2 separate regions of the Homo sapiens genome follow, and region 2 is linked to region 1. A link is an interaction called in ENCODE POLR2A ChIA-PET data of the cell type or tissue named here. Cell type or tissue: MCF 10A. All regions are shown on one strand. Links, peaks and the distances in the headings refer to the core of each region. The heading gives the core; the rest is flanking DNA. Region 1 overlaps SPATS2 (spermatogenesis associated serine rich 2). Region 2 overlaps SPATS2 (spermatogenesis associated serine rich 2).

Region 1 (4,396 bases), core at 303-4,302:
CCGAAGTGCTGGGATTACAGGCATGTGCAAATTGAAAATATCTTAAGTTGATAATGCATTTAATATACCTAACCTATTGAACATCAAAGCTTAGCCTAGCCTACCTTAAACATGCTCAGAACATTTATATTAGCCTGCAGTTGGGCAAAGTCATCTAACACAACACCTATTTTATAATGAAGTGTTGAATATCTGATGTAATTTATTAAACACTACACTAAAAGTGAAAAACAAAATGGTTGTATGGGTATACAAAGTATGCTTTCTACTGAATGTGTATCACTTTCATACCATCATAAAGTTGGAAAATTATTAAGTTGAACCATCATAAGTAGGGAACTGTCTGTAATATGACATGTACCAACAGTCTCTAGCCTTGCCAAGCTTTAGTGGGGAAGTGAGCCATCAATGAGGTATGAGATGAAAATCATAGGTTAATAAGTCTGAATATATACATTCAAATATTGGATCTGCAACTTAGGCAAATTGCTTAACCTAAGACATACATTTATTTTCAGTAAAACAGAATTAACAATACCTACTTTGTGGAAAAGAAATCAGGATTAAAAAAATCCAATAATATAACTGAACATGTTCAGTAAAATATTCTTCATATGTTATTACTGGTTGAGCATTCCTAATCCAAAATGCTTCAAAAGCTGTACTTTTTTGAGCACTGACATGACACTGAAAGAAAATACTCATTGGAGCAGTTTGGATTTTGAATTTTTAGATTAGGGATGCTCAACTAGTTTCTGCAGACATTCCAAAATCTGAAAAAAATAAAAATAAAAAACCTAAAACATTTCTAGTCCTAAGCATTTCAGATAAGGGATACTCAACCTGTAATTATTTTCACAGATGGTTAGAGTTAAATTTTAAATAAAAAAATATCAAGAACCATGGTGTCAAGTACTAGTAGAAACAAGATATCAACAAACTAAGCTTCAAAAACCAAAGAATGATTTAGAACTACAGTGCTATGTACATTTTTGATAATACATATTACATTAGCACATTCCTTTATTTCTACACATTTTAGATATTTTTGGAGATAATATTTTGCAGGTAGTTTGGTTCATAAAATGATTCCTAAGTTTTCAGCATCTATATGTGGCCTTTAAATGTAAGGACTTAAAAGCCTTCGGTAAGACTAAGCTTGATTTAACGTTAAAAAAAAAAGCTCTGAGCTGGGCGAGGTGGCTCACACCTGTAATCCCAGCACTCTGGGAGGCTGAAGCAGGAGGACCGCTTGAGCCCAGGAGTTCAAAACCAGCCTGGGCAATGTGGCAAAACCCCATCTCTACAAAAGATAGAAAAATTAGCTGGGCATGGTTGCACCCGCCTTGTAGTCCCAGCTACTCAAGAGGCTGAGGTGGGAGGATCCCTTGAGCCTGGGAGGCTGTAGTGAGACACGATGGCGCTACTACACTCCAGTATGGTCAACAGAGACCCTGTCTTAAAAAAAAAAAAAAAAAAAAGAAAGAAAGAAAGAAAAGAAACAGGAAAAAAAAAAACGCGCCAATAAAAGGACATAGAGGAATCAGGAAAAATTTCAAAACCTTAACCATAAACTTACATGACTTTCTGTGATATATAATCTCAAATTTCTTGATAATCTTTTTCTCTTACCCATTTCTCCTTTTAAAAAATACCTTTTGACTTTCATAAAATGGAAACTTTTTATTTAAAAGAGAAGCTGAGTGTGTATCCTGTTGGCATTTTTCATCAACACATTATAGGACAATCTTCCAAAGGAGTTTATATATTCTAGCTTCATGTTCCACTCCATATCCTGCCTCCTTAATATCCTTAAACTTAAGTCAACTAACAGCTCCAACAATGAAAGGCAGACAAATATTACTAATTAACAAGAAAAGTAAACTTGGGTCTAGAGATGATTATTGCTAAGTCACCAATAAGAAGAAATTTTAAGTTTTATACATTAGAATGCTTCTGAGTTTACCTTTCTATAGGTGTGTCAGTTTTTGTTCGGCATCAAAGTGAAAGGAGTTATCTGTATAATTTCCCTAGTGCCTTGTCAGGGGTAATGTACTTTTACTGGGGCAAATCTGTTAGAACTCTTTGCCTTTTTTTTATGCTATAACCAACACAGAAATGTCTTTCTAAGTGACATTAACTCCAAGCTCTGGTTTGGTGCCAAATGGAGTTAGCTCACTTGCCAATTATGTCTTGAAGTAGCGGCTACAAGGAACATTGAAATAAGGTGGTTTATAAACTCAATCAACCAGAGCAAAGGGCTTTATACTAGCAGGAAAGGGCAGGTAATCTCTTTCCTCAAGTTAAATTGACCTGGTTGTTACGTCAGCTAATCAATCCTAAATACACAGTTCCCAGGTAGGAAACCATTTCATTTGTCATTTATTGAAGGAGGCTCCTCCTGGCTGGGTTCCAGTCAGCAGGAATTCACAAATCTCTCTCCCGGAACTGCGTTTCCTGCTGGTTCAAGCTTGTTCCGAATGGAATCAGATCCTGTGACTAAGTAATCAGTAAGCTGAACAATCATGGAGACCAGAGGCTTATCAAAGCAAAGTTGTGATGACCTACTACACTTAGCTCTTTCTTTTTTCTTTTTTTTTTTTGAGATGGAGTCTTGCTCTGTCGCCCAGGATGGAGTGCAGTGGCGCGATCTTGGCTCACTGCAAGCTCCTCCTCCCGGGATCACGCCATTCTCCTGCCTCAGCCTCCTGAGTAGCTGGGACTACAGGCGCCCGCCACCACGCCCGGCTAACTTTTTGTATTTTTAGTAGAGACGGGGTTTCACCTTGTTAGCCAGGATGGTCTCCATCTCCTGACCTCGTGATCCACCCGCCTCGGCCTCCCAAAGCGCTGGGATTACAGGCATGAGCCACCGCGCCCAGCTCTTTTTTCTTTGTTTTTTGAGATGGAGTCTCGCCCTATCGCCCAGGCTGGAGTGCAATGGCGCGATCTCAGCTCACTGCAACCTCCACCTCCTGGGTTCAAGCAATTCTCCTGCTTCAGCCTCCCTAGTAGCTGGGATTACAGGTGCACGCCACCACGCCCGGCTAATTTTTGAATGTTTAGTAGAGATGGGGTTTCACCATGTTGGCCAAGCTGGTCTTGAACTCTTGACCTTGTGATCTGCCCGCCTTGGCCTCCCAAAGTGCTGGGATTCAGGCATGAGCCACTGTGCCCAGCCAGCTCTTTATTTTCTAAACAAGCCAACAATATCTTATATGACAAGAATGCAGTGCAAAGGGCATGGTGCTTCCTCCTAGAGGTTCAGAAAGGGGAAAAATCAGTTACCTAAAATAATTTCCAGAAGTTAGACCTTAATTTAAGGAAAGTTTGGAGAAATGGTGGGATTTAGATAAATACAGAGGAATAGGAGAACATTTTCAGGCTGGGAAAGTGGCATTAACTAGTAGATGGAAGAGGAAATGTGAATGTTAAGTTTTGAGACAATGAGTAATCTGGCAGGAGCAAAAATATGTGTCAAGAAAAACAGAAGACAGCCAGGCGCAGTGGCTTATGGCTGTAATCCCAGCACTTTGGGAGGCCTAGATGAGAGGATTGCTTGGGCCCAGGAATTGGAGACCAGCCTGGGCAATATGGTGAAACCTCATCTCTACAAAAAATTAAAAAATTAGCCAGGTGTGGTGGCACATGCTTGTAGTCCCAGCTAGGGGACTAGGGAGGCTGAGGGTGGGAGGATGGCTTGAGCCCAGGAGGTGGAGGTTGCAGTGAGCCATGACCGTGCCACCGCACTCCAGCCTGGGTGACAGAGCCAGACCCTGTCTCAAACAAACAAAGAAAAACAGAAGACATGACATTAAATTCCTAGCCATAAAACCTGAAAAGTAAAACTTAGAGTTCAGGACAAGGCATGGGTAGACTAAGATGAATTATCTAGCCCCAAAGTAAGTTTTGGTTCTGATGATTTAACTTTTTGGAGGCATTATTTCATTTTGATTAACTACTCCTCTGCAATTCCAGAGACCAGGAGGACTGAGGGGACCTACACTCTCCTCTATCTCTTATATGTTGTGGCAAAAGTGACTAGACTAAATTTGTGAACAGAGACACAGTTAGGTATAACCTGAGGGAACAGTCTACAGGCAGCAAGAAAGCATGTATGGTTTGTTCTTTTCATGAACACTTCCTGTCATATTTCAGATCTAGACAGTTACTAAAAATAAGTATAATGAACAAGTTCTAAGTCTCAAAACATCACCCTAGCTGCTTGTCTTCCTGTCATTTTAATATGGTCCTTAAGTCTTTTCTAGTTTCAAAAAATCCCTTATAAAATACCTCCCACAAAGGAGCTAGAATTTAAACATCTGTTAACACCAGCTGGGCACGGTGGCTCACTCCTGTAATCCCAGCACTTTGGGAGGCAGAGATGGGCAGATCA
Region 2 (4,396 bases), core at 166-4,165, 110 kb after region 1:
GCCTCCTGGGTTCAAGGGATTCTCCTGCCTCAGTCTCCTGAGTAGCTGGGATTACAGGCCTCTGCCACCAAGCCCAGCTAAATTTTTTTTTTGTATTTTTAGTAGAGACAGGGTTATGTTGGCCAGGCTGGTTTCGAACTCCTGACCTCAGGTGATCCACCTGCCTCGGCCTCCCAAAGTGCTGGGATTACAGGCGTGAGGCACCACGCCCGGCCTTAAAATTGTCTTTATTCATAGATGACATGATCATCTGTGAAAAAACTATCTGATAAAATCTAAAAAATAATAATAAATGAGTTTAGCAACGTTGCAGGATACAAGGTCAATACAGAAAAATCTATTATATTTCTATATACTAGCAACAAGCAATCACTAATTAAAACTATAAATACAAAGCATTAAATATAAAATTTGTAAAGATAAATCTGAAAAAAAAAAGATGTGAAAGATCTGAACACTGAAAACTACACATCATGGAGAGATATTAAAGACCTAAATAAAAGGAGTTATATATCTATCTGGTCATAGGTTAGAAGATTCAATGTTGTCAGCATGCCAATTCTCCCCAAACTGATTCAATAGATTTAATGCAATCTCAATCAAAATCCCAGCAGACTTTTTTTGCAGAATCCAGCAAACTAGTTCTGTTTTTTTTTTTTTTTTTTGGAGACAAGGTCTTGCTCTGTTCCCCAGACTGGAGTGCAGTGACTCGATCTCAGCTCACTGCAACCTCTGCCTCCTAAACTCAAGGGATCCCTCCCACCTCAGCCTCCCAAGTAGCCGCGACTGCAGGTGTGCACCATGAAGCCCGGCTAATTTTTGTATTTTTGGTAGAGACAGGGTTTCGCCATGTTGCCCAGGTGACATGGGCTCAAGCAATTTTCCCACTATGGCCTCCCAAAGTGGTGGGATTACAGGTGTGGGCCACCACTCCCAGCCCAGCAAACTAGTTCTAAAATCCATATGAAAATGCAAAAGTCCTGGAATAGTAAAAACGACTTTGAAAAAGAAGTTGTAGGGCTGGCCAGGAGCAGTGGCTCACGCATGTAATCTGAGGCAGTAAAATCACTTGAGGCAGGAAGATCACTTGAGTCCAGGAGTTCAACACCACCAGCCTGGGCAACATAGGGAGAACCTGTCTCTATAAAAATAAACATAAAAATAGCAGGACATGGTGGCCTGCTATTGAAAGGAAACAAATAGATGAGCCTCGGTTTTCTTGTGCTATAAAACAGAAAAGCTATCAAAGACTACTGGGGTCACATCAAAAGGACAAAGGAGCCAAATTAAATGGGTTCCCACTGAACTAAGATGACACAATATGAACATCAATAAGAATAATGTCTACGGTGCCTGAAACATATTAAATACATAAATATCCATTAATTTATAATCACACTCTAAAACAAACAAAACACATTAGTCATTTTTGGAGGTTAGTGGGGCACTAAGTCATTTCATTATTCTAAATACGAACAAAGAGAAATAATTCTGCCCTTCCTGTACAAACCATATTTCAAAGTAATAAAAAAGTCAATGAAGGAAAAAGTCTTCTTTATAGAAAAATTCTACCTAATAAATACAGAATAATAATAAAATTAGAAAAAAATCCCTATTTTGTATGCCTTAATGTAAGAATGGATCTAGTCAACAATCAATGGCTGCTAAAATCACTGAATGAAAGGCTGATGGAGAACTTTTAGAAAAGGATGGATAATGTTGACAATACTCATGAAAAGTAGTGAGTGGGAAGAACAGAGGAAACTAAGAATGGAAAAAATTTTAATAATCACTGAAGCTAGATGAGTCTACAGGGGAGTTAATTATATTATTCTTTCCATTTTTATTGTTGAAAATGTCCACAATTAAAAAAAAATACGACTCCAATTGGCATAATTAAGGTGAGACAAAGCACTGGTGAGTACACAGATGTTTCTATATTACTATTTTTTTTGGATGGAGTTTCACAGTTTTGCCCAGGCTGGAGTGAAGTGGCATGATCTCTGCTCACTACAACCTCCGCCCCCTGGGTTCAAGCAATTCTCCTGCCTCAGCCTCCCAAGTAGCTGGGATTATGGGCGCCTGCCACCACGCCTGGCTAATTTTTGTATTTTTAGTAGAGACAGGGTTTCACCATGTTGGCCAGGCTGGTCTCAAACTCCTGACCTCAGGTGATCCACCCAACTCAGCTTCCCAAAGTGCTGGGATTACAGGCGTGAGCCATCGCGCCCGGCCTACTTCTATTTTTATCTGTGGATTTGAAATATTTCTTTTTGTTTGTTTGTTTTTTGAGATGGAGTCTCACTCTGTTGCCTAGGCGCTGGAGTGCAGTGGTGAGATCTCGGCTCACCGCAACCTCTGCCTCCCGGGTTCAAACAATTCTCCTGCCTCAGCTTCCTGAGTAGCTGGGACTACAGGCACCTGCCACCACGCCTGACCAATTTTTGTATTTTTTGTAAAGACAGGGTTTCGCCATGTTGGCCAGGCTAGTCTCGAACTCCTGACCTCAGGTGATTCACCCGCCTCCCAAACTGCTGGGACTACAGGTGTGAGCCACCAACCCTGGCCTGAAATATTTCACAGTAAGCATGGTTTAAGGTGGAACTAAACTACCAAAAAATTAAACAAGATTGAAGCATACAGAAGGAATATAACTTAAAGCATTATTTTTTTAATCACTCATCTTTAATAATAAAATAGGTTCCCATGCAGTACATACCTCAGACATAAAGTTAAGGTTCTGTTTAACAACAACCAAAAAAAAAAAATAGGATGGAAAAGTGTCACTAAATAACAATCAAACCTTAAATTCATATCCAAGCAAAAAGACCAAGAATAAGTTAACCCAACTTGTTTACAAAACTAATTATCTGTCAAGTAATCTTTTACAGTAGAGCTGCCTCAATGAACTGCCTCAGACTTAATCTCAATTGTGTAGCTTATTTCCTTTCTTTCTTACCAGGGATAAAAAGTATCTGAATGAATGTGTCGTTAAATTAAGGGATACTTTCCCAAAAACAATAAAAAAGTTTAAAAATAAAAACTGTCATTTATTTATAAAATATCAAATAAGGCCTCTGACTGAGAAAAGAAATCCATGTAATGTTTGGGCCATTAGCCCTTTTCTATTCAATCAGTCTCATCCACCCCACTCAGCCCAAACTTAAGATAGAAAAATTCTGAAGTGTAAAGTGGTTTTGAATTTCACCAGTATATGAAATTATACATAAAAATTACCATATAAAGTAATATTTATTTAAAAAATTATATACTCAAAGTAGAATTTTCTATTTGTCTTTAATATGCCTTCAATATAAATGAGTATAATATATTTCATCATGTTTGACACTCTTCTTTTATCCCTTTTTACTACAATCACAACATTAGAAAATTTAGGTTTCAACTGATGTTAAAGCACATTTCCATAACTGGTGGCTTTTTTAAAATATACATACTACATACTTGACTTTTTTTTAAAATATACATATTTTTTGAGACGCAGTCTTGCCCTGTTGCCCAGGCTGGAGTGTAATGGCACGATCTCAGCTCACTGCAACCTCCGCCTCCCGGGTTCAAGCGATTCTCCTGCCTCAGCCTCCCGAGTAGCTGGGATTACAGGCACACGCCTCCACGACCAGCTAATTTTTGTATTTTTAGTAGGGACGGGGTTTCACCATGTTGGCCAGGCTGGTCTCAAACTCCTGACCTCGTGATCCACCAGCCTCGGCCTCCCAAAGTGCTGGGATTACAGGCGTGAGCCACCGCGCCCGGCATATTTGACATTTTAAAAGACAACAGAAAACAAATACTTCTAAATCCACAGATTACCCCACCTCTACCCCCGCTTTCAGCTGAAAGGTTTTAAGAAAAATCTTACAGGTTATGAGGACCAGATGGAGTTTAAAAACAGATCCAGAATTTTTTTTTGAAATTTTAATTTAAAAGAGTTCTATGAGCCAGAGGAATTCCCAATTCACTTTGAAATTACCATACCTATTTTGCCATATCAAACACTTCAATTCTGTTAATTAAATGAACTACATAGTATCCTTAAAAATCAGCCAGAGAAGAGAAAAACAAATCTCATCTTCATTACTGACTTCGAACCAAAACTTATTCTTTCAAAGGAGAAGTTTAACCTACTAAAATGTCTATTATAAGATTTTCTTTCTTAGAAAGTAGTATTCCTTCTTTTTCATTCCTGAAATGGTATTTCTTATACTTAAACAAGTTATGGACAATTGTTAGCTAAGTATCAGTTATGGTAAATTGCTAAAATTACCTTTTTTGTTTATGGTACATATAACACATTCCTATAGCCTTTAAAACTGAATTTTCTTTCACAAAAATTTAAATAAATGTGAAAGTAGGTAATCACTAAAGCTGAAGTCTCATG

Evidence for each region. ChIA-PET counts read pairs that join two places held together with the same protein. Peaks named below come from ENCODE experiments on the same cell type or tissue, not always from the same donor. Only the 100,000 strongest peaks of a DNase experiment are listed, where the experiment ranks them.
Region 2: POLR2A ChIA-PET joins it to region 1 with 6 read pairs; 7 of 35 experiments call an interaction of 5 or more read pairs at or near these places.

Annotation. Positions count from the first base shown.
Region 1 is chr12:49,501,856-49,506,251 of GRCh38, reverse strand. The region is part of intron 9 of SPATS2 (spermatogenesis associated serine rich 2); the gene reads right to left. Among named protein-coding and RNA genes, the nearest start is that of KCNH3, 35 kb to the left of the region's middle. In MCF 10A, for the core only: no CTCF peak of the experiment used is centred there; a DNase peak (open chromatin) is centred at 2,441.
Region 2 is chr12:49,390,609-49,395,004 of GRCh38, reverse strand. All of the region lies in intron 2 of SPATS2 (spermatogenesis associated serine rich 2), which reads right to left. It also overlaps the pseudogene LOC100335030. Among named protein-coding and RNA genes, the nearest start is that of SPATS2, 25 kb to the right of the region's middle. In MCF 10A, for the core only: no CTCF peak of the experiment used is centred there; no DNase peak of the experiment used is centred there.